Linked DNA regions of Homo sapiens: region 2 is linked to region 1. The links are chromatin loops, found by intact Hi-C in ENCODE. Cell type or tissue: dorsolateral prefrontal cortex. All regions are shown on one strand. Each heading gives the region's core, and the rest is flanking DNA. Links, peaks and the distances in the headings are about the cores only. Region 1 overlaps NTRK3 (neurotrophic receptor tyrosine kinase 3). Region 2 overlaps NTRK3 (neurotrophic receptor tyrosine kinase 3).

Evidence for each region. Peaks named below come from ENCODE experiments on the same cell type or tissue, not always from the same donor. Only the 100,000 strongest peaks of a DNase experiment are listed, where the experiment ranks them.
Region 2: a loop joins it to region 1, with 1.9 times the contacts of the local background. A loop is called at or near these places in 1 of 110 quality-filtered maps.

Annotation. Positions count from the first base shown.
Region 1 is chr15:88,047,513-88,059,843 of GRCh38, reverse strand. All of the region lies in intron 13 of NTRK3 (neurotrophic receptor tyrosine kinase 3), which reads left to right. Among named protein-coding and RNA genes, the nearest start is that of MIR11181, 110 kb to the right of the region's middle. In dorsolateral prefrontal cortex, for the core only: no CTCF peak of the experiment used is centred there; no DNase peak of the experiment used is centred there.
Region 2 is chr15:88,182,152-88,194,482 of GRCh38, reverse strand. It overlaps NTRK3 (neurotrophic receptor tyrosine kinase 3), which reads left to right. Exons shown (of 20, transcript NM_001012338.3): 4 at 10,184-10,258; 5 at 10,994-11,065. Among named protein-coding and RNA genes, the nearest start is that of NTRK3-AS1, 64 kb to the left of the region's middle. In dorsolateral prefrontal cortex, for the core only: no CTCF peak of the experiment used is centred there; a DNase peak (open chromatin) is centred at 7,102.

The DNA.
Region 1 (12,331 bases), core at 1,448-9,447:
TTGCCCTAATGACCTCATTTTAACCTAGTTATCCCCTTAAAGACCTTTTCTCCAAATCCAGTTACATTTTGAGGCCCTGGGTGTTATAACATTAACATATAAATTTTAGGGGGGGTCACAATTTAGCTTGTAACACCTAGTGTCCTCTTTATCCCCCGACCATAGCTCTGGGTAGAAGCAGGTCTCACTGCACACACGATGGGTGTTATGGAAAATGGTGCAAACTTCCCGGCAGCATGTTCCTTGTCCTGTGTTGATTGAGGTGCCTGGGGGTGCTTGCCAGAGAGTTTGGAGCTGTGCACAGAGTGGAATATGAGTGGAGCATGTGCAGAGTGAAGCATGCATGGAGAATATTTATATGGGCCTGGAATAATGTGCATTTTGTTTCAGGTGTGTGCCTATAACTAGGGGTTTATAGGTGATAGAGGAGCAACAATGAAATGAACATGTAGGATGTGTGTACTGCTTACCAAGTGAACTCCTGGCTTGGGGTACAAAATCATTGTATGTTCTGGACTCTTGTCTCCCAGCAGAGCCATCGCTGATCTATCTGAATTACAGATTAGCTGGCACCGAAGGGACTGCAGAATCCATTTAAATGGATAGCTCTCTAATTTATTAAAGGGCTTATTTATGCTGTTGATATCGGGTGCTCATCAAATTCTTGGAGTGGCACAAGCCCCTTTCCTGCCCTCTGCTTGCCATTGCTGCTGGAAGATTTTCTCTTTTCCAGGAGAGCTCTAAATGGCTGTAGCCAGAGGGCTGTGTGTGTGTGTGTGTGTGTGTGTGTGTGTTTGTGTGTGAGTGAAATAAAGGGGCCATGCACCTTCTGTGGGCTTTCCATGTTTCTTGCAGCTTTGCAATTAGCTTGCTGCTGATGGTGAACATCTAAATCTCTGGAAGAAGCTAGAGTACCACATTTTTCTCTGCTGGCTCAGAGGAGAATGAAGGTGGACACTTGGCTGACAACTAGGTCCTCCCTTTACTGCCTCCATCATCATGATAATTATCATCATCATCATCCCATGTGCAATGACATTGAGATTTCTGGAATCTGACATGTAGCTCTTAAATTGCTTTCCTGAACATGACCCTGCTTCAGACTCTTCCAGCCATGTGGCTTGTGGGCAGGTTAGGGGAGGATGCAACAGATGGGGATGGATATATCTGTGCATTCAAGAGTCCTTCTGCTGGGTTAGCCGGATAGTTCTGTTCTCAGGAACGGGCATTGGGGCATGGTGGAGGGTAGTGGTGCTAGGTGTGCTTTGGGCCAGAATTTTGGGAAAAGAAGTTAAAAAATGCCAATACTAGGGGTCTTTCTGGAAAGGAGAGAGACCCACAGACAGAACTTCCCCTGTTTGACCTAGGACTTGCACTAACCTTTGACCTTTGGAGGAAAGATGTTCAGTCCCACTTATGATAACAACCTAATAAATACCAAACACTTTTCACATATTCATTTAACCCTCAAAACAATCCTATGAGGTTGGCTATCATATCATTACCATTTGATTGGTGAAAAAACTGAGAGACGTTAAGTAACCTCCCCAAGGCCTCTCATCTAGTCAATGGAGAAAGTGGGATTTGAACTCAAGAACTGTCTGACGTCGTAGTCCTGGTGCTTACCTGCCACTCTGGACTCTTTCCCCTTTGGCCAAAGCGATCCAAGTTCCTACACACTTGCTCCTGACCCTGTCAAAGTCCAAGGCCCCAAGCTGTGCTTCCTGCCATCTGCTCTTGCCTTCCCCTTGCCAGGCAGAATGATTGGCTTGCAGAGCCAGTGAGATCTCACCCAGAGAGAGCGAGCTTTGTCACCCCGTGGCTTCTGGGGTCTGAGCATCTGCTCGGCTCTCCGTCCCTGGCCCGCCCTTTTCCTTTGCAAGTGATTCACTGTGTCAGTGGTGTGTCAGCCCCATACTGGCAGCAGGCATCTCCCAGCGTATCATCAGAGACAGAGGAAGAGAAAGACAGAAGAGAGCAATGAGGGCAATCCGCCTCCCTCAGAAAGATATTGGGAGTCATTTTGAATGGGCTTGACAAAGGACTAGGAACAGCTCAAAAGGTGTTCTGCAAGAGGCTATGGGTGCAGCCCTGGGTGGCTGGAAGTGGGAGTCAGGGTTTTCCCGGCAGCTCACAGCCCCCAGGGGCAGAGCAGGGCACTGGAAGGCACTGATCATATTTCCCTGATGCTCCCCTGAGGTTGTAGTCAATAGCAATGTAGAAGGACCTTTGCTCTCCTTGAAGGTCACCAGGAGCTTCCCGTTGCTCCACCTTCTGGAATTGGCCAAGACACTCAAAGAACAGCCCTTGCTCAGGACACATTTCTTTCTTTTTTTTTTTTCTTTTTAGAGGGAGTCTCGCTCTGTCTCCCAGGCTGGAGTGCAGTGGCACAATCTCAGCTCACTGCAACCTCCACCTCCCAGATTCCAGCGTTTCTCCCACCTCAGCCTCCTGAGTAGCTGGGATTACAGGCACCTGCCACCACGCCCGGCTAATTTTTTGTATTTTTAGTGGAAACGGGGTTTCGCCATGTTGGCCAGGCTGGTCTCAAACTCCTGACCTCAAGTGATCCGCACACCTCGGCCTCCCAAAGCACCAGGATTACAGGTGTGAGCCACTGCACCCAGCCCTCAGGACACATTTCTTTTTTTCTTTTTTTCTTTTTTTTTTTTTTTGAGACGGAGTTTCGCTCTGTCGCCCAGGCTGGAGTGCAGTGGCGCGATCTCGACTCACTGCAAGCTCCGCCTCCCGGGTTCACGCCATTCTCCTGCCTCAGCCTCCCGTGTAGCTGGGACTACAGGCGCGCGCCACCATGCCCGGCTAATTTTTGTATTTTTAGTAGAGACGGGGTTTCACCGTGTTAGCGAGGATGGTCTCGATCTCCTGACCTCGTGATCCGCCCGTCTCGGCCTCCCAAAGTGCTGGGATTACAGGCGTGAGCCACCGCGCCCGGCCGACACATTTCTTTGTGTTCTTGATACCATATGAATGAGATTATTGCTTAAGTGAGGCTGATCATCAGAAGGGACTTTGTCACAACCCTAAGCCAACCAGGAAGAACATGTTGTCGACTCTCTGTGGAGTCACCCCAATGGGGAGATACTGAGAAAGTGCCAAAGGGTTTTCCGGACAGGCTATCTTGCCTCAGAGATTCTCAGACCATGCGGAACCATGCTAAGGCTTTGTGGAAGGAGGGAACGAGTGAGCAGCACATTTCTGTGAAAATGCAGTCTTTTTGTCATATTTGAAATTCATGTGAGATTATTTTAATTCTTGAAACAGGTTTCTTCTCAGCTCTAAATTATGATCTCAGCATCAAATTGAAGCAGTGTCTTTGTTCCCAAGTGAAACGAAGGCCCCGAGGCAGATAATAAACTACATAAGTACTGTTAACCATAGGTAGAATATTTACTGTACTTAATTTTCTACATTTGGACCATGAACAAAAAAATAGAGAAATTTTATCATCTCCCTTCATCTCCAACCTATGCCCTGAAAATTTTCTTATTATTAATATTTAAAGCCCATCACTCTGCATGAATCATTGGCTATAAAAAGACATAAATTTTGCTCTATTTCCATTTTATACACATATTTCTTTAACTCTTCCATATGATCAAGGTTCTACATTAAAAAAAAAATATATATATATATATATATATATATATGAAAACAGTCTGTGCTTGTAATGCTTCACCCACGTTGTCCTAACTGATTTGTTCAGTTGAGAGCTCCAGGAGGCTTAACCAGCAGAACCCAGGGGCCTGCCATGCTCCTTTGTTTCTTTCTACTGCCTGCTTTCTCTCCAGTTTGCCCACAAGTCATGCCTTAACCTACATGCAGTACTATCCTGCTGCCGGGGCACTTTTCTTTGCCAGTGGCTTCGGTTGGCTCATCTTAGTGACAATGGGAACGATAAGATAGAAGTCCCTTTCAGTCTGATTCTCCTTTATCAAGGCAACAACCTGAACTCTAAGTCTGTTCCAGCTGCTAGGGGAGGAAAACGTTGACTTTGGATTTTAAAAACCTTGAGGCTGCCCCGTTTAAATGCCTCCTTTCCCAGTCTAGGTATTTTGCAGCATGGAACCAGAGAGGGCTGGTGCCTCAGTATTGGGTGAATACACTGGAAATCCTGGGTTCTCATGTTGTTTGGTTGATTGAGTGAACTTGGGCAATTCACTGGGTCTTAGTTTCATCACCGATTGAAAGGGCGGCTTGTCACCTACCTTATCTATGTCAGAGAGTGATTGGGAGAGGGAAGCAATGAGCCAGTGAATGTGAAAGTGCTTGGTTCCATGAAGCGCTATGCAAATCTAAGGAGATGCTGTGATGATGAAGATTATAATGATGATGATGTTTTCAAGGGTCATTGAATGAATATATTTCATATTTCCAGGAAATATGTTATTTGATTGTTCATATGAAATTGCATTATTAGAATCTGAGTTTGAGTCCAGTCCAAAAATTGGGAAGTGCTTTTTCTCCTAGAACTGCCAATGATTCACCAGTGGCACTGTTTGGATGTGGTCATTAAGATGCCACATGTCCCCATCTGTCTACTCCTCCCAGTTTAATTTTTTAAGTGGCACAGATCTTCTTTAATCTCTTTCCAATAGAGAGGTGGGGAGGGTGAAGAGAGACTGTTGGCAAAGAGCTTCGAGTTCCTCTGCAGAAGGCTGAGGCCATGGGGGTCTACCACAGGGCCTGGGATTGGCATTCATTACCAGAATCTAAGCTCACTGGATGCACCACACCCTCACACAAAACACCTCCCCCTTCCCTCTGCCAGTTCATGGCTTTGTAAAGCACAGGGAAGTGTTTGGGCTCTGAGGTTAGCTACATAGGAGTTGAAATCCCAGCTCTGTTAATTTCTACCTGCTTGGTGTGGGCAAAGATCTACATCTCTCTCAGCCTCAGTTTTCTCATCTGCAAAATGGTGATATTAAGAGTACCTTTCTCATGGAAGTGCAAAAATCACTTGCACTTTGGAAAAAAAAATACATGCAAAGAGCACAATGCCTGAAACATAGTAAGCACTTGTTGAATGTTTGCTGCTATTATTATTATTGTTATCATCATCATCATCATCATCAATATTTTCAGAAGCTAGGAGCATTTCTATATAACCCACTGACCCAGGGGGAAATTGAGATCCAGGAGTATTTTGGCCTCATCTCTGGGGTTGCCCTCATAATGTTAGCTACCAAGTGCTTTGCAGAAACTCCAGAACTGAAATAGGAGGTGCCATGCTGTCATATTTTGCTATTTCTGTTCTTTAATTAATTCTAACTGTCTAATTGTATGGGATGCCTGTTGAGTTGCTCATTTTGCAAGACATGAACTCTAGGATGTCTCTACTATAAAGGAGCCTGCATCTCATCTGGTAGGGCACCCAAGAGCTTATAACCAGCTGCAGGTCAATGTGGATTGCTCATGTGTGGGGCTGAATGCCAGGAATGAGGAGTTCTGGCTGGGACCGGGGTGGGCAGAAGCAGAGGACACTTAGATCAGAATTTGTAGAGGAAGTGGCTGTGAACTGGGTCAGTAGATATATAGAACACTATGTCTACCTTATATTAACTTTCCAACAAATGGTAGTTACTAATGTTATTATTTAATGGTTTGCTCGCAATAGGCATTCAATATATTTTTTGGATTGACTGATTGCCTAAAACTGGCAGTACAAACAAATGAGGCAGGTTTTATTATTCCCATTTCTTTTTGCCCAGAACGGCCTCTGGTTTATATTGAACTGGGCTCAATGCTCATGGTGATGGAACCAGTCATAACACCACTTGTTGAATTATCGGCTTTATTTTCCCCTTAGATTTGCAGCCCAGCACATTCTATCTACCTTGGCACAGAAGAGAGCAAACCTTTCTATCAGCTTCCTGTAGTGTCATATTAATCAGTACCTTTTTTCAGAGCCTGGTCTCAGGGAAGAGAACTTGAGGCAAATTGCCAAAGGACATGAAATTCTGATTTTTACCAGTTCCATTAAGTATAGCCTTTCATTTTGATAAGGTATTTGTACCCATGTCTGAACTTAACAACTCTATTAATTACTAATATTTATCTAGCCCTGGCTATGTGCCAGGCACTGTGCTAAGTATTTTACACATATTTCTTCATTTAAATCTCATAACAACCTTAGAATCTTTGTCAAGTAGGTGCTATTATTTTCCCTATTATTGATATGGGAATACTGAGGCAGAGCGAGGGCAAATAACTTGCCCAGCTGAGGTCCCAAAGAACTTGGGAGGTCTCCCACCATAGCCCATACCCCTGACCAACGTACCTATGGCCTCACTGTATGTTGGGCATCAGATCCATGGTCAGATTGCTCTTGTCAAATTCAGAGTGAAGTACAGGCATGTTGGGTTGCTGGTTTCAAGGACTGTTCTTGACAAATACCCTTTGCATGGTCCGGCTGTCAGTCCCAGGAACCCTCTTAAGTCCACTGTAGCCAAACCCTTCTATTTAGTAGGTATGAGGTCTCCGGCCTTGGCTATTAAGTGGAGCCTCCACACACTGACTGTGGGACAGGCCCTTTGAATCTCTGAACTCCTATAACCCTTGTGACCTATATAAAATTAGCCTCATTACTCTCTGCCCCCTTACCCTGCTGCACCTTCCTTTGTGGCTGCCAGTACCACTAGACAAATGACATATATTTATTGGTTTAGTTATCCACATTCTGTTGCCCTCCCCTTAGAATGTTATTGCCATCAAACAAGGGCTTTGTTTTGTATCCCCAGTTCCTAGAACAGTGTCTGGCACATAGTAGGTTCCTAATAAATGTTTTGAGAATCTGATAAATGGACACTGTTGAGGGGAGGCTCATTTTCCCAGTTTTCCAGATAGGAAACCAAGGCTCAAAGAAGTTAAGCCACTTATTTAAAGTTACACAGCTAATAAGGCTTCCATACTGATCAGCTGATAGATAACCCCTTGGGCCCAAATTCTCTTAATATTTTCAGCTCCTTGTTCCTAAAATACCTGGAATGTGACAACCTGTTCGATGGGTGAGTGCTTCCGTTGCTGCACCTCCTTGGCCTGTCATATGTGCTAGCAAACTTCTGCACCTATACTCCCCTCCCTGACACCCTCCACCTCCATTACCCAAAGATTTTTCACTTTCCATCTCATTTCTCATTGATTTATTAGCATAAGCCATTTTTAGCTCACTATTATAATAAATCTATTAACTCCCAGTGATTACAATCAGCATTAATTACATCTAACTTTAAAGTATCATACAATGCATGGCTGTAGGGAAGACTCCACTCTTGGATGTGGCAGCCCCTGACACCTCTGACAGCAGATGTCTGGATACCTCTTTGAAAGACGCCCATGGGCTTTAGCATGTTGGAGTTAGAGTCATAGCGTGCTTACTCCAAACTAGAGAATTGGCTTTTCGGTCTGACTGACCAGGGTTCCAACTAATTTTTCCCCTTTCTAGCCATGTGTGCTCAGGCAAGTCACCTCATCTCTTGGAGCCATAGCTTCCTATTTTCACCATGTTACTGGGAAATTAAGAAATGGCAGCCATGCTGATGTCTCACCCAGCCTCTCTCCAGGACGTGATAGGGGGTGATGGATCCCTGTGTTGAGTGCAGGCTACCTCCTGTCCTATTCTTGGAGCTATTTTAGATGTACACCTGGAAATATTTATGACATCACTTATTCTATAATACATTTCCCCTTTATGTATGGAAATTAGGGAACTATGTTCATCCAGCATAGTTAACAGGGTTGTCCTTTAACATTTATTGGGTCCTTACTAAATGCCTGGATAGGTGAAGAATCAGGCTAAAGTCCATGGTAACCAAGAAGAGTTAGCCAGTCTTTCAATTATGGTGCTCTTCTCTACATCTAATAAAGCTCATTCCTTATTTGCATTATTAAGTCCTCTTGCTTTGATGAGAAGTGGGAAGCATTGGCTAACTGTGATCCCCTAGCATGGAATGGAAGACTTTAGGGCATATAGATGCTGTCATTAGTGGCTATATTAAAAGAAGAACCTGTCACTTAAATCAGTAATTATCATGGGGGTTAAAAGTATTAACAGCAAAGTTCTTGAGTTAGCTAACCACTGTTTTTTTTCTTTTTTACTTTACTAGAATTATTTTTAGTTAACATTTACTGAGAACTTATACCATGCCAAGGGCTTTACGTAAGTATTTTATTTAACCCCAACAATAGTCTGATGAGGGAGTTACTGTTATTAACCCTATTTATAGATAAGGAAACAAATACTTAGTTTAAGAGGCATGACCAAGATGGCATTAGTTAACAGAGCAGCAGAAATGATGCTTTTGACTGAGACATGCTCCTCATTGTGATAAACACTGTTGCCTTTTCTTAGTCAAGAGGAATAAAAGCATGGAGTCACAACAACTTCCTTCCCTGTTAAGCCTTATTCTTGGGTTGCAGAGAATCACTAGCGAGAGACAGAGAGGCAATAGGCAAACCTTGATCTTCAGAAGAGCTGCACGAATCTACAGGAAGAAATAACTGTGAGTGGGTGGAGTGGGGAGAAAGAGGAGGGAGAGTTAGGTTCAAGAAATGCTTCAAGGGAGTGGTGGGGATTGAGCTGGTTCCTGGGAGGTGTAGGGTTGGGCAGGTGGGTTGTCGGCATCAAAGCAAATGTCTTGGGCTGGAGCACAGGTGTGGCAGAGGTGGAAATGTAGATTGTGTATTTGGGGAACAGCAGACGTGTACTTTTACTCAATTGCTGGTAGGAGATGTGGTTAGTGAAATAATTAGATGACCACGGTCTTTGAATGTCAAACCCAATTTGTACATGTTTATGAATGAAGACACACCTAAATGGTATTAGAGAGTAAATTTGATGAAAATTCTGCAACAGACCCATGGAAAATATTATATATGCTCTCTTATCATATTGTTTCCTAAGTTTTCTTAAAATTATAGTTTGTGGCAGGGAGTATATTGTAGGATGAGTACAGGCCTTGGGATGGATTACATGGTCTTGGATTGGAATTCCAATTTCACCATTTATTAGCTGAGGGACAGTTGGCAGGTTAATAAAATAGTTCTGAGCCTCAATTTCTTTGTCTGTAAAATGGAAGTGATCATTGCAAGTTTGCAAAGATTAAATGAGCTAATTATTTATAAATTGCTTGGGGGCAATTTTGGCTATGGTATATACTCATCAAATAGTAGTTCTATTAAATTAGAAAGCACAGGAAAGCATAGCCTGATCCCTGAGTGGATTTTCCACAAATACTATCTGATTTATTTGTGTGTGTGAGTGTGTGTATACTACTCAGCTATGCTTTCTATACAAACACACACACACATACACACACACACACACACACACACACACACGGTATATATTGATTACTCAATCTACCTAGCTAAACTTTAAAAAGATACATGTCTAATATCTGAAGTAGAAAACATTCCATATATAAATATGCTGTGAGCCCAGGCCAAGATGGGAATGGTACCTAGGCCCATTAGAAGTCATCCATTTTTAAAATAGATGTCATTTATTAGCTTAAGGATTGTAATGTGGTGATTTTGAGAAGCATCTTGTTGGAATCCCACCTGTAAAAGTCTAGTTTTCCCCTATAGCCTGGGACACACGTGCCTTTGAATTCATGCCAACAATAGGGAAGGACAGTGAAGAAAACCCTGATATTATATTGACACTTTCTTTACTTCTCTTTGGAAGTTCTCCTGTTTATATTCTTGGTGCTTAACTGCATTAAAAAAAATTCAGGGGCAAATTGTTGGTTTAATGAATGCCTGTGCCTTCAACAAAGATACTATTATGTGAAAATAGTCAATAGCCCATTCAGAGTTTCCCAACAGATATGTTTCTAAAATTGTTGAGTGTGAAGTTTTGCATCTATGAGCGTCAGGAGCACAATGCCAAGTGTGTGCCTAGCAAAACTTCTTCACTGTCTAATGCTTTCCTATAGCTTTCTCTGGCAGATGCAGAGATGCATAATCATTGATTCTGAACCATCTTCGATTAGCAGAAACTTCTAACACTTCAAGTTTCTCTGCTCCCAACCTCTCTTTCAATTGGTTAATGATCTTAAAATACCCTCAGCTGCACCACAGTGTCTTTAAAGGGCCTGCTATTTAAAGGCACCTTGGGAGGAATCCCCTGATTCACACATTTGCATATTAGGCCAATGTTCTGAGTGTGTTTGGGAACTCAGCAGTTTCAGATAATATTGACAACAGCCTCTTGGCCAGGGTTGACATTATTCAGATAAGGCTTGCTACATACTGACCTTTTACATATATCATTTTGCTTAGCTTAAATGCTTAGGTCAGTGTCAGGATCAGCTAATTAATATTAGCTGTTAGTGAACCCCATAAACACACACACCATTCTGAAGTGGACACTTTAAAATTACATGAATTTTAAATTCCATTATAAAACACTGTGGGGTTTTTAATAGATCACCAACAAACAATATTGTTAAGCAATTAAAAAATAATAAAGCAAACCTGCTTAAATAGCTGTAACCTCACAGGGTCAAAATTATGCCTGCTGCCCTGGGAACATAAACTCTTGAAAACTAGGGGAAATAAACTGTTAAGGACTTAAAATAGACTAGGCATACTATGTAAGTATTCGAAGCATCACTTCCATGCCTCTTGCATGCGGTCCATTTGAGCAGGAGACAAGACTTGCTTTTCTGTCTCTTCAGCACCACCTTGCACTGCATTCTCAGCTCCAGGGTTGCTTCTGTGCATCTTCTATCAGGCACAGAGGAAAAGCAATTTCTACACACCTCACCAGATCTTAAAATATATCCTTCTCTGATTCCTCATTTGCCCTTGACACTGCTGGCATTTCATTTCGTCAGTGTTGTAGGGTAGTGGGAGGTTACGGTTGACCTTACAGGAGGAACTTGAAGCCTCACAGAGATAAGGTGACACCTTCCCGATTGCACACAGTTGTATTTACAGCAGTGCTGGGGTAAGAGCTTGGATTAGAACTCAGGACCCTTGTGGCATCCATCTGTTGCTCTTGCCTTCCAGGATAAATCTCCTTTCCTGGTAAGATGGTTTGACTTTTACAAGATCTTGATTTTCATTTTAATAATCCCAAGTCTTCCCCTGACTCTGCAAAGGAGTTAAATTTAAATACATAGCCTACATTTTATCTTGACATTTTCTTTAGAATGCAGGAAAAGGAGGGGCCAGATATTCAGTCTTCCCATCATGAGAGCAAAATCCTACTATTGTGTTGGAACCCTTTGTTAAGAGAGGTGTGGGGCCAAAGGCTTCTTTGCAAGCCTCCAGGCTCTCCAGTTACCCCTGCAGACACCAGGAAAAACCTGCATCCCACATTCTACATCTCTGTGGGGAATGTACCTGTGTCAGCATTAAGTGATGGGGCTCAAAGATAGTCTTGTCAGTCTAATTGCTCTTGAGTCATTGCCTCTCCTGTCAGAGCTGTCTGTCTCCTTACCCATAATCCTCATCACTTTGATAGCCCGTCAGGAATATGGGACTTTGCCCAGCCTTGCCTTCATCCAATAACGTTATGAAATTGATACTGACACTTCCATTGGCACTAATTTCTCTAAGAGATTGGAGCCAGAGGACAAGTGGTTTAGCTTCATGGCAGTTAAGCTTTCCAAGTAGATCAAGATGGCCTAAGATTGATTGACCTATACCCTGAGGAAGGAGGCAGGGAGAAGTGAACAGAGGGAGAAGAGGGAGTGGAAAATCAATGGCTGCGTCGTTGTCATCAAATGATATTTATTGACTGCCTAAGAAGGACAATGTCCTATATGGATATTCTGAGGATACTTGCTAGGCCCCTCTATAGACTGCCTCAAAGGGAGTTTAGGAGATAGGATGGAGACATGTTGGCTAGGGTGGTTCACTGCTTTACTTGTGATATTGCATCACTAGTGTCTGGAGTTCAAAACAGCAGTTGATTCTACCCATGACTATCTTTTCTCCACCTTCCACTCCCACACACAGGAGGCCTAAGTTACTTTTTATCAGGCTTACTACACCATTTTTCATCCAGACCAAAGGGGGCTCTATTAATGATGATGCTGGAACAACAGATAAACAGACTGTCCAGGGCAGATCAGGATGTGTGGTCGCCCTCCTTTTAATAGAACCAGACATCTCTGAACTGAATGAGGAGATACTCCCTTTTTGGCAGGCTTCAATTTCTTACCTGAACCATTGTTAGGTTAATGGATGCATGAAGAAACAGACTTTTGATGAGGAGGTACCGTGAAGGTGAGGAGTTTTAATGAATTGGCTAGTTTAATAATATAACCTGATCTAGACATCAGTACAAGAATAATACTAT
Region 2 (12,331 bases), core at 2,517-10,516, 130 kb before region 1:
CCATGATACCAGTGTCATTTATTGATATGGAGACAGCTCACTGGGAGGAAAGCAGGGGCTGGTATTGGATCTGCTAAGATGTCAGCTAAACATCTGGAGCTCAGGGAAAGTTCTGCCAGAGATGCACATTTGAGTGCTATCAGCACAAGGACGGCGCTCAGAGCAGAGCACTTGGGGGAGATCACCTTGGCACATGAGAGAGGAAGTGAATAGAGGAGCCCCAGGCTCCCTGGGAGACTCCAACATTTAAGGATCAGGCAAAGAATACGACATCAGCGAAGGAGCCTAAGAAAGAATATCCAGAGAGTAGAAAGAAACCCAGGAGAGAGTGTAGTCAAGGAAGCCAGAGAGGAAAGAATGTTTCAAGGAAGAAAGAGTGGTTAACAGGGTAAAATGCTACCCAGAGATTGAATAATGGGTGACAGAGAAGAGTCGATTGGATTTGCAAACATAAAAATCACTGGTGACCTTGACAGTGCAGTTTCAGTAGAGTAGTAGGATCGAAGACAAACTAGGATGGAGAATCAAAGGGAGGCGAGGAAGAAGGGCCTGCAGGTGTAGACGATTCTTTTAAACCATTTGCCATAAAGAGGCGTAGACACATGAGTTGGTAGCTGGAGGAGGACATGGAGTCAAGGAGGTTTTTTTTCTTTTTGTAGATGAGCTTTCCTAAAACATGTTTATATGTTGATGGAAAAACATAGCAGAGAGACAGTTGAGGGTAGAGAAGAGGAAGAGAAAAAATGAATATGTTCCTGAGAAGGTGGGAAAGGTTGAGGCCGGGTAGAAAGTCCACATGGGAAGCTGATAGCTAAATGGTTAAGGTCTGACATTGATCCCTTTGGGGATTCGTTCATTTATTCGCCTAGTGGTCACTATTTGCATAACACTGGAACCACAGCCTCCTGGCCTTGCCCTTAGAAAACTCATGCTTTGGTGAAGGCCATAGTCATGTAGGGACAGGAAAGGTGGAAAAGATGTGCCTGGGTGCCAAGGACATTTCTGCTTCCTCTTCGTTTGGTGTGTAGGGCCCTCCTACTTCCCCACTGCTGACCCTGACAGTGGACATCAAGCTGAGACCTGGGCCTGGGAGGGAGCTCTGGATATGGGGCCCTTGAGACCTCTGAGATCACCTTCCCCTTGCTGCTGTGCCCTGCAGTTATGCCTCCAGCATGCCTGTCCCTGGGTGGGATGTTCAGTGGTGTGCTCGGGGCCACAGCTCTCCCCAGAGATCAAGTTCAGGGTGCCTGTAGGGTCAGACCAGGGCCCTGGGCTGCTCAGGGGGCCAGGGTGAGGGCCGTGCAGGTACTGAGGGTGGAGATCCTCTGGCAGTGAGGTGGGGCAGCTGGGTGGCTACATAGTACCGCCCTGGATGGCTTTCCAGGTGTATACTTACTCAGGGGTGGTGCCCCAATTTAAGATTCTGGGGGTGAGTAAATGGTGAGTAAGACAGATATGATCTCTGTTCTCATGCATTATGGTTCTAATGTAGAGACACTGATGACAAACACATAATCAAATAATCTAATAAGACAATTACAGATGGTTATTAAGGGCTGTGAAGGACATAAACAGGCGTTTGTGCCAGAGAGCAACTGGAGGGGAAATGCAGGGGCTGCTAACACAGTGGGGTCAGGGCAGGCTTCTCCGAGAAGGTGATTTTTGAGTGGAGATCTGAGGGATTGAAAGAAGCCAGGGATGAGTGTTTCACGTAGGAGGTCCAGTTGGGAATAAGCTTGGCATATTTAAAGACCAGAAGCAGGACAGTGTGACTGGAGCCCACAAAACAAGGGGAGTGTGTTCAGAGAAGGAGCCCTAGAGGCATCTGGTGGCCAGCTTGTGCAGGACCTTGAGGGTGGCTTCCAGTGATGTCTGGACATCACTGGATTTTATTGTCATAGCCAAAGGAAGCCATTGGAGGGTTTTAGGCAGGAGAGAGTGGTTGCAATAATGTAGATTGTTGAAGAGGGAAAGCAGGGAGGCCAGGTAGGAGGGGATGCTTGTTCTCCGGGTTAGAATAGGTGGTGGTTACCGGGAGCATTGATGTGTAGGCAAGCTGGGGTTGCCATCCTGTGCCAGCCCAGGCAGCAGCAGTAAAAATAGAAGCAGATAGGCTGGGGAGGGGTAGGATAGGAGGCCACAGGCTGGGGTTCAGCCACAATGGCCTGGACTCCCCAGTGAACTGGCTGGCTCCCAGGTGAAATCTCGCTCCTGGGAGTTAGCCCTTTTCTTAGTGGGGTAGCAGTGAAGATGTGCCCTTGATCTTTTCCTGTTAGGAGACACAGCATCTTTGCACCTGCAGAACACAGGTGTGTGCACAAACGTTCTTCATTCCTGGCACAATACTTTGGAATTGATCAGGAAGCCAGCACAGATGCTGTCGTCTTCCATCTGTTTGCTGCATGATCTGAATGTTCCTTTCTGTGGTCCCAGGGGTGGCCCCAGATGCGGGGCTGGTTCACCGTGGTCCTTGGCGCACAGCTGCTTGTAGGCTTGTGTGCTAACGTGCTGGCATGCTGGGGTCACCGGCACAAGCCGTCCCAACCCCTGGCTGCCTGGGGCTCTCAGGTCTGGCTCCCCAGGCATCTAGCACACTGTCCCCCACAACAGCTGTCAAGGGAGGGAGAGCCAGGTGACTTGGCTAGCGTGATCCCATGCGCTCCTTCCCAGCCCCCTTGATGCCTTAGCACCATGGAGCTGTTGCTCCAGACGGTTTGTTTATGATGCTAAACATATCAGATAATTGAAAGCTAATGTTGCTGTCTGGATCACTAGACATAATACGCCTGGATAACAAATCAATTTCCTCATTGCCCTACAAGGCTTCGGAGTCAAAAGCGCGGCACATTGTGCGTGTGTGTGCACACGTGCATTCATGCGTGTGTGTGCTCCAATGCTGACTTGTTAGGAAATGGAATTCCAGACTAGCTTCTGCAGGCACTAGCTGGAGAGAAGGGACACCTGTATGCAATCTTGTTTTTGAAGCTTTTGAATTTTGTGTTGGAGGAGTAGAGTACTCACATATAAAAAACATCCGGAGGCCTAGGCAGGCTGATTGCTTGAGGCCAGGATTTCGCAACCAGCCTGGCCAACATGGTATAACCCTGTCTCTACTAAAAATACAAAAATCAGCCAGGCGTGGTGACACATGCCTATAGTCCCAGCTACTCGGTAGGCTGAGGCACGAGAATTGCTTGAACCTGGGAGGCAGAGTTTGCAGTGAGCTGAGATCACTGCACTCCAGCCTGGGTGACAGTGAGGCTCTGTGTTAAGACACACACACACACACACACACACACACACACACACACACACACACGGGAAACATCAGCTTCAGCTGCCTCCTGCCAGTATTCTGAACATAATGATAGTGTCGTACGCTTAGGTACCGCCATGTAAATGTGAATTGTGACTGCACCTCCAGGAAAGCTTCACTTAACTGGCAACTTCAGTTATCCAAAAGGGGGAGCAAAACAAAGTCATATGAAAACAAGGGCAAATATCTGCCTATCTGTATGCATGTGCATGTATGTGTGTGTGAATGTTTTCATATTCCCTTAGATCCTATTTACGCTTACTTTACATGCATTTCTAACAATACAAATGGAATCAGCTATTTATTCCACTAGTGCCATGCATCCACAGTGAATTGAGGACTTAGGCATTACCTTCTCTAACCCTCACCACAACTAGTTTTGCTATGGAAAATCTGATGGCTGGAGAAGCTCTAGTAACTGGCCTGAAGGCATCTGGCTTCCGGTGCTAGCGTGTCATCTCCAGGTCAGCCTAATTCCAGGTGCCAGCTCTTACCTATTGGGCTCCAAGAGGCTGCAGAGGATACTGGGCACAGCACATTTGGGAGGGAGGAGGGGCCCTGGGGACAGCTTAAGAGGTGATGGCCTGCAGCCTAATATCAAAAAAAGAGCCAGAAAATAGTTAAAATGGATGCGATAACCGTTGGAATAGGAAGTCATATCAGGGTAGGGCCATTTGTAGTAGGGCTACAAATTCTGCATCCATCAAGAGCTTCTGAGGGTTTTGCTGTGCTACAGCCTGGCAGGCTCATTAGGCTGGTCGTATTGATGTAAGGTCATCAAGAAAATGTAAATCATGATCTGTCTACTCTGTTTAAAAAGGCAAGGATGTGTGTAATGCATTTTAGGTGGAAAAAAGAAACATCCAGCAGGGAAGTTGAAAATGCAAAGGGTTTTGCATTTAAATTTAGTTGTCTGGAAAATTTGGTTATGAAGAAGAGCTCATTAATAGCAGTGAGAAGTCACAGTGAAGATAACAGCAATCTGACAGCCAGAGAGGAGCGGGAAAAGCTTAGAAAAATGAGGCAATACTGGGCCTGCTACCTGTCGAGAAAGGAAGGATGTTCCTAAGTCCCACCGACCGAGTTCCTGTCTTGCCAAGTGCCCAGGGAAGTTCTGCCAGGTAAAGGGTGCCTTGTCCCTGTTGACTTCCTCAATCACCTTAGTCCTCTGGGGTTAGATGGTGGTGGGCGTCTTTGTGTTCTACAATTTTCTGCATAGGAGAGGAGTAAACATGAAACATTAAATATTGAAGGTAGAAACAACTCTTAAACATATCCACATGACATATTTTTAATTAAAATATGGACCACACATTCTGTACCATCCAATTTTGGAATGCTTGGAGATTGCCAATTCGTTTATCATACTGGCCCAAGCAAAACAGAAGGAAGAAGAGAAAACTGGGGTACAAAAGTACCATCTGGTTGGCAATGGTGGCTCACGCCTGTAATCCCAGCACTTTGGGAGGCCGAGGCAGGTGGATCACCTGAGGTAAGGAGTTTGAGACCAGCCTGGCCAACATGGTGAAAACCTGTCTCTACTAAAAATACAAAATTAGCTGGGTGTGGTGGCACATGTCTGTAATCCCAGCTACTCGGGAGGCTAAGGCAGGAGAATTGCTTGAACCTGGGAGGCAGAGGTTGCAGTGAGCCATTGCACCCCACTGCAGAGGTTGCAGTGAGCCATTGCACTCCAGCCTGGGTGGCAAGAGTGAAACTCCATCTCAAAAAAAAAGAAAAAAAAAAAAGGAATTGCAATCTAATTTATTCTAGCACAAAGAATGTTTGTAGTCCCCATGAATGTATCAATTAATATTTAATTTATGCCATGTCCCATTATAAAAATGGCTATGAAGCAGCTATCTGTGGTCCTAGGTCTCTGGGACCTGGTGTTGCTGTTATGAGTCACTAAGAGTGGGTATGTTTCAGACTGATTTTTTAGAATTGCCAAAGAGACTCTGCATGGCCATTCCCTGACTCCATTTCCCTTCTAAGCCCACCTGGCAGCATCATGAGATCTTGATCCCAGGGGTCTACCTTGACATCACTGAGGTTTTTGAGTTCCTGCCCTAAGCCCGACTCTGACTCTGGAGGTCAATGTCATCATGTATTATGCCCCACTGTCTCCCTCCGTCTGGAAAAGTGGTGCCCAACTAGCTCTTGGCAGAGTAGTGGCTCTGTGGAATGGAAGGGCAGTGGTGAGAGGGTAGGAGCAGGGCATTGAGCTGATTTTCTGAATGGAGCATTTCACATTTCTATGGAATGAAGAGGCATGAGAAATCCAGGAGAGGAACTTTCAGTGGAGAGAAAAGGCTCTTGGCCAGTGGGTTCCAGCCAGAGATGGTGAGAAGAGACCACTGTTGCATCTGGAATGTGTAGCCTGGCTTGGGCCACGGTCCAGCAGGCCAACACACCCCTCATTTCCTCTCAAGAAATGCCTGTGACTTGAGAGGGTCCTGGGAGCTGTGGCTTGCCCATTTTTTCCTCTCACCTGGACTCAGTGACCTAGAGGTAGACTTTTTTGTATTGGCCTGAAGCCTGGTAGTGTTTGCTGCAAAGCAGTCATTTTCAAAATTGATGTTGTTTTAAGCCATGAGACTCTTGCTTTAATAGCCCTCTTAGGCAGAAGCTTTATATAATAAAGCAGGATTTCTCAATCCTGGTGCTGTGGACATTTGGGGCTGATGATTCTTAGCGGTGGGGGCTGTCCTGTGCATTGCAGGATGTTTAGCAACATCTCTAATCTCTACCCACTGTAGGCCATTGTTACTCTCTTTCCCCAGCTGTGACAATCAAAAATGTGTCCAGATATTGTCAAATGTCTGCTGGGGGGCAAAATCGCCTCCCTTTGAGAACCAATGTATTATGAGACTAAAGTGGAGGTAATTTATTTAAAGTAGGAGTGGGCACCTGATGTGCCACCCCTTTGCCCTCTTTCTCCTCCCTCCACTCTCTGTTTCTGATTGAACCAGGACACCCAGATTGAGAGCAGAGCTGCAGGTTCCTGTGGGGGCCATCACCATGCACTCTGCAGAATTGCACAGTCCCTTGGGCATTGCTATAAATTCTTTTCCTCCACAGCGGGAGTGGGTTTGTAAGATGTCCGGGCAGGGATGAGCTGGTCCAGCCTGTGGTCCTGGAACAGGGAAACCAGTCACCGCCCCCACAGGGTTTAGGTGCCTGGCCTGCCTCTAGAAGTTAATAGGTATTGATTTTTTCTTTTTTTTTTTTTTGAGACAGTGTCTCATTGTGTTGTCCACACTGGAGTGCAGTGGTGTGATCTCGGCTCACTGCAGCCTCGGCCTCCCAGATTCAAGCGATTCTCCTGCCTCAGCCTCCTGAGTAGTTGGGATTACAGGCGCCCACCACCATACCTGGCTAATTTTTGTATTTTTAGTAGAGACAGGGTTTCCCCATGTTGGCCAGGCTGGTCTCGAACTCCTGACCATGAATGATCCACCCGCCTCAGCCTCGCAAAGTCTGTTTTGCAGGCAGTATTGATTGATTTTCAAATGACAAAACAAATGCTCAATGAAAACAACCTGTACAGCCCAGAAAATCACAAAAAAGGAGAAGCCACGTGTAATCGTTCTGGGTTGAGATACTCACCATTGACAAAGGCAAACCAAACCTGCTCTTTTACTATATATATATAATATTTTCTAGAGCCTGCCTTTTTCACTGAAAGTGGTGGTCTCCCTAGTAGCACACACACACCAGCCGGCAGAGTCACAACACTGACCTCCTGGTTGGGTACCAAGTGGTGAGTCATAGGAGAACTTGGCAGGTGCCCAGCTGATGCCATCCGGAAATGTCAGGGCCTCATCTTCATCCTCTTGCTCTTCCTCGGAACCTGCTCTGATGTGGCATCTATGCACTCCTTGAACCTGTGTATAAACTCCTGCTGGAACAGTTTTCCTGGAGGCCATGAATGACAGGTTTCCTTCCCCTCCACACTCTGCCACATGGGGTTTTTATCAATGATTGCTGAGACATGACAACTTCCAGCAGAAGCCTGATACCATTTTTAGCTTGAAAACTGAGAACAAGACTGCTCAGTTTCCGTAAGGCACAGGAGGAAAATAATCAGCACAGCCAGCTCTGCCTGAGAACTTACATGTGCCCCACACTGCAAAGGGGTTTTCTTTTTTATCATAGTCTTTTGATCTTCACATCATTCTTACGAGGCAGTTATTTTATTATCCCCATTTAATAGATGAGAAAACTGAGGCACAGACAGAGAAGTAACCTGGACAGGGTCATATAGATAGGGGTACTGGTGGGGCCAGGATATGCATTTTGACCATCAGCTCCTAGGGCAGGAGTCGACAACTGTTTTCTGTAAAGGGCCAGAGAGTAAATATTTCAGGTTTTGCAGGCCATATGGCCTCTGTAGCAACTATTCAGCTCTGTTATTGTAGCTTGAAGAGAGCTATAGATGACAGTAAATGAACAGGTATGAACATGGAAATTTGAATTTCATGTAGTTTTCATGTGTTACAAAATATAATTCTTCTTTTGATTTTTAAAAATGTAAATGCTATTTTTAGCTCTGGGGCTGCAGGAAAGCAGGCAGCGGGCTGTAGCTTGACGACCACTGCCTTAGAGCCCTGACTCCTACCCACACTGTTGCACTGTGGCTACAAAAATGCCATTCCCTGATTTAGGAAAACTCAGACCTACTCAACGGAGGAGGTGGGGACTATTATTCTACTTACCGGAGGACTCTTTGCAGCAAGGAGTTCATTCATTTCTCTGCCATATCTCAGTGCTTGCCTAAGTCAGGGAAGGGTCCGTTTGTGGGCATAAGGACATGAGGGCTGAGAAGGGTAAGGCTTGAGAACATGGTAATGATTGACAACTCAACCGTAACAACACATTTATGGAATTCTAATGTGGGCTGTGAAAAATGATTTCAGTGATTTAAACAATTGGATAAAAGTTGCTTGTTGGGAGCAGATCCTTGTAGGAAGCTGGAGTCCTGTGAATGAGAAGTATTCTGTACAATCATGGTGATCTACTTGGTAATTTACAAAACCCGGGGAATACACTGGGGGACCTGGTGGCACAGATAGTTCTACTCCTCTGGCGCTTTCTTTTCATCTGAAATGTTGCCAGGTTCTCTGCCATGGTGAGACCAGACCACCCAAACTGCCCTGGGGCTGTAAGGCTTCCAGGGAGAACTTTGGCATTGGAATCCAACACCAACCTGGCCACCTGGTCCATGTCCCCAGCAGATGCCAGTGTCTCTGGCTGCTCAGCAGGGACTTTGGGAGAATGTGGTACAAAACAGGTTCTCAGCATACCTTGTCACCGTGTGGCTCTGAAATGCTTCCAGAGGCCCTGGCAGTCATAGTCCTGCTGCCTTGCTGGCTCTGACTCGAGTTGGTGGCAGATGGCAGAGCTACGGGTGTGGTGGTGCTGGGGAGGAGATGTCTGGGGAAGGTGGCTGTCACTTTTCTGGACAGAGTGTGCCTGGGTTAGTTCTGTCCCAGGATGAGCTGTCACCTCTCTGCACTCTTCACTAAGATTGAAGTACTTAGAATTCATGGCCACTGATCAGAGTAAAATCCTGGGAGGATGGGGTGGGCAGTGGAAGGCCTTTTCCCGAGATCCTTTGGTGCCTCTTGGGATCACAGGTGTGTATGAATGGGCACATTCATACACCTTTAGAGCTGCAAAGGGCTTTGATAATTAATAGTGTAATGGTTCTCAACCTGGGGATCCCAAAAGCAGTAATGAGGGGTGTTTGTTTCTGGCATTTGGTCAATACAAAAACAATAAACCCAGAAATCAGATCCATACCCATGACAAGCCTTCTCATGCTGACAGAATGTTGAGTTTCTTTGCTTTGGGCTGGAATTTATGCAGTGGATGAGTTAGCACGGGTTTGTGTCTGTTGATAAAAAGCTCTGGTTAATAGTGATTTATATTGCTGATTAATAAATCCAAGAAGATGAATTAATTAGTAGTTAATAGATGTAGTGTGCTTGCTAGATATAAACCTCCTTAAACATGGGATCTCTTGGGGCAAAGTTCTAAAAGGAGACCTTCATGATGAAAAGGGGAGAAACTGCTGATCCAGTGCAACTCTCCTCTTTTACAAATGAAGACATGAGAGACTCAGAGAGGTGGAAGCACTGGCTCAAAGTCACTGGGTCCTGAAGTCTCAGATGAAGCTAGGGTTTGTGTCCTCCACTGCCAGGTTCCCATTCTTTCCATGACACTCTAGTGGCTCCAGGATCCTTAGGTGGCCCCCACTCTCTGGAGTCAGCTCCACCAAATCAAGCCATTGGTTTTTTGAGCTCCAGGAGGGATTGGGCTGTGGGTCACCCAAAGGGGGCTTCCAGAGTCTAGACCCTGGTGATGCTGGAAGTAGGAGTGTGTCCCTCCTTGGCTATGCCCACTGGCCAGCCGGCCACCCCGTCCTTTTTTAAAGCCATGTCATTTGTATTGTCTTTATGGGCAATAACTAAGGGAAAAAAAAGGCCAGTCCTTAGGAAATTCTGAATAGGAAAAAGAAAGAAGGGGAACAGAGGAAAACTGAGTTAGGAAGACAAGCAGGGAGATTGAACTTCACGTCTTTAGCATCTTTTTCTAGCTGATGGGGAGACATTCAATGCAATCCATGGGCCAGGAACTTGGATCCAATGAATCCAGTTAATTCTTGCAACAACCCAATCAGGCAGACGGTGTGAACCCCACCACGCAGAGGAAGAAACTGAGGCTCAGATTTATTTGGTGACTTGGCAAAAGGCCTGGCAATCAATTAGCTCATCGGGGATCAAAGCCAGGTCTCTGTGGCTCCAAAGCCAGCCCCATTTCTGTTGCTTCTGGCTGACCGTTACCTTTCCTCCTCCCCTGCAGACACATAGAGAACTGGCGCAGTCTTCACACGCTCAACGCCGTGGACATGGAGCTCTACACCGGACTTCAAAAGCTGTGAGTACACCCGGCCACAGAGAGGCCTTTCCCTGTGGAAGGGGTGGATGCCACCTGGTCTGCCTTCTGGGGTGGCGTGAGGGGCACAGCAAGACTGCCATCCGTGCTTTCTCCCCCAGGTCTTCTTTTGGTAGAGTTGGCAATATGCACTTAGGGGACACCAGAGGCTTCAAAGGCCATCTCTTCACACCCCTTTGTCTCACCCTAGTCTAGAGAGGCAAGGGGGTTGTGTGAATTCCCATCTTGAAGGTAGGGTTTCAAGGCAGGCCTAGAACCCAGGCATGCTGGGTGAGTGTCCTTTCCCTACCCTTATGCTTGACTGATGAGCCCCATGGAGTATGAGATTTCCCAGCTACCTCCACCCTTGGATGTCGGTACTAGTGACTGTGGGGACCTGGAGTGGGGAGAGGGACAAGGAACAAAGAGGGCTGCAGCCCTGCCATTACTGGACCAGCAGAAGCCCTGGTCCTTACCTACTGGCCAGGATGGGTGGAGGGCAGCTGCCAGTATGACCCCTGACCTCCCAGCCTCACGGGGCCCTGGGGCGTGTGAGCCCAGGTGCCTCCACTGAGCAACCCCAGCAGGCCACCTGTGATAACTGGCAATGAAGAGGTGTAGATAATCCACAGGGCGGCTGCAGGGCCAGCCTTAGCCTCACCCCCTGCCAGCCTCAGCCCAGAGCAGATATCCCTCTGCCACTTGAGCTCTGCTGATCCTCTTTTTCTCTCTGTCTAGGACCATCAAGAACTCAGGACTTCGGAGCATTCAGCCCAGAGCCTTTGCCAAGAACCCCCATTTGCGTTATATGTGAGTAGAGCTGGGCTGCAGGGATTGGGGGCACATGGCAGGTACTCTTGGGGCAGTGAAACCGGAGACCTGAGGTCTAGACCTGGCTTTTTGCCTCCAGGGGCTCTTGGGCAAGGTTTTGAACTTTATTGGGCTTCCAATTTTGCCTCTTAAAAGGATTATTTTGGGTTTGATGATCTCTAAGTTTCCTGTCAGAAGGAAAAATCTAGGACCAGGGGCTGAGAGGGAGAGTCAGTCTCCTGACACCCAAGTGTGTTCACTTTCATGATGAAACTTGCAATTTTATGGGAACGTAAATGATAGGGAATTCCACTCATATGTAATGTGAATACTATACTTCTGAGACCATAAGTAGGCCCATAAGAGTGTGTATGTGTGTTAGGACTGGCGGGGGGCGGGGGGGGGTTGCAAGAAGAAAGAAAGTATGGCTAATAGCCAGTGTTATGTCTAAATAGATCTGGGTTCAGTGGGGAAAAGCTCAGAGAAGTGGAAACACCTGTGTAATGTCACACAGCTTTGTTTGGGACAAGCTAGAGGTCAGGTGGTTATGGGTGGGGGTTCCTGTCTGTGCCTCCTTCATCCTGTCTCTCCCCTTTCCCTAGTGGGGATAGAATCACAAGAGTTGATGCTTCCTCTCTAAGCCGAGTTCTGGGCTGATAAACTTTGGGATTTAATGAGGACTGCCATTTCCTGGGGAGAAAGTGGGCATGAAAGGAAGCCTGGGGTGAGTGATTAGGGGAAGTGCCAACCTGCTGCACCTGTAGAGGGGTATTTGTTGTCTGGGTCAACTCCAAGGATAGTGGCCATCTCGGACACCCTTTGGGCATGTTCCCAAAGAGCAGAGGCTCTGCAGGAACCAGGTGGGGAGGGGTCTATTGCCTTTGGGGAGAAAGTGGAGAAGTGGTGTGCTATGGGCTAGTCTTTCCTGTGGCCACTTAAAAGTTTCACTGACTGAGCACTTTGCATTTGGTAACGGAGGGCAGCTGGGCTGGAGAGAAATTGCATGCACCGGGGCAGAACATCCAGGGGAGCTGTGGGAAGTGGAGGGTAGGGAAGGTGGGGAAAGGGAAGAGATCACAGTGAATCCTGGTGGAGGAGTTGTTTTTTCTTTTTTGGGGGATCCTGACCTTACCCCCAGGCTCTTTGTGTTTTCCCAAGCACATAGTGAGTGCTTGATAAATATTTGTTTATCAGTATGGCCACCTCTGCTTTCTGCGGAGCTTTCTTTTCTCTCTCTGGAAAGAACAGGCTCTGTGGTCACTGTTC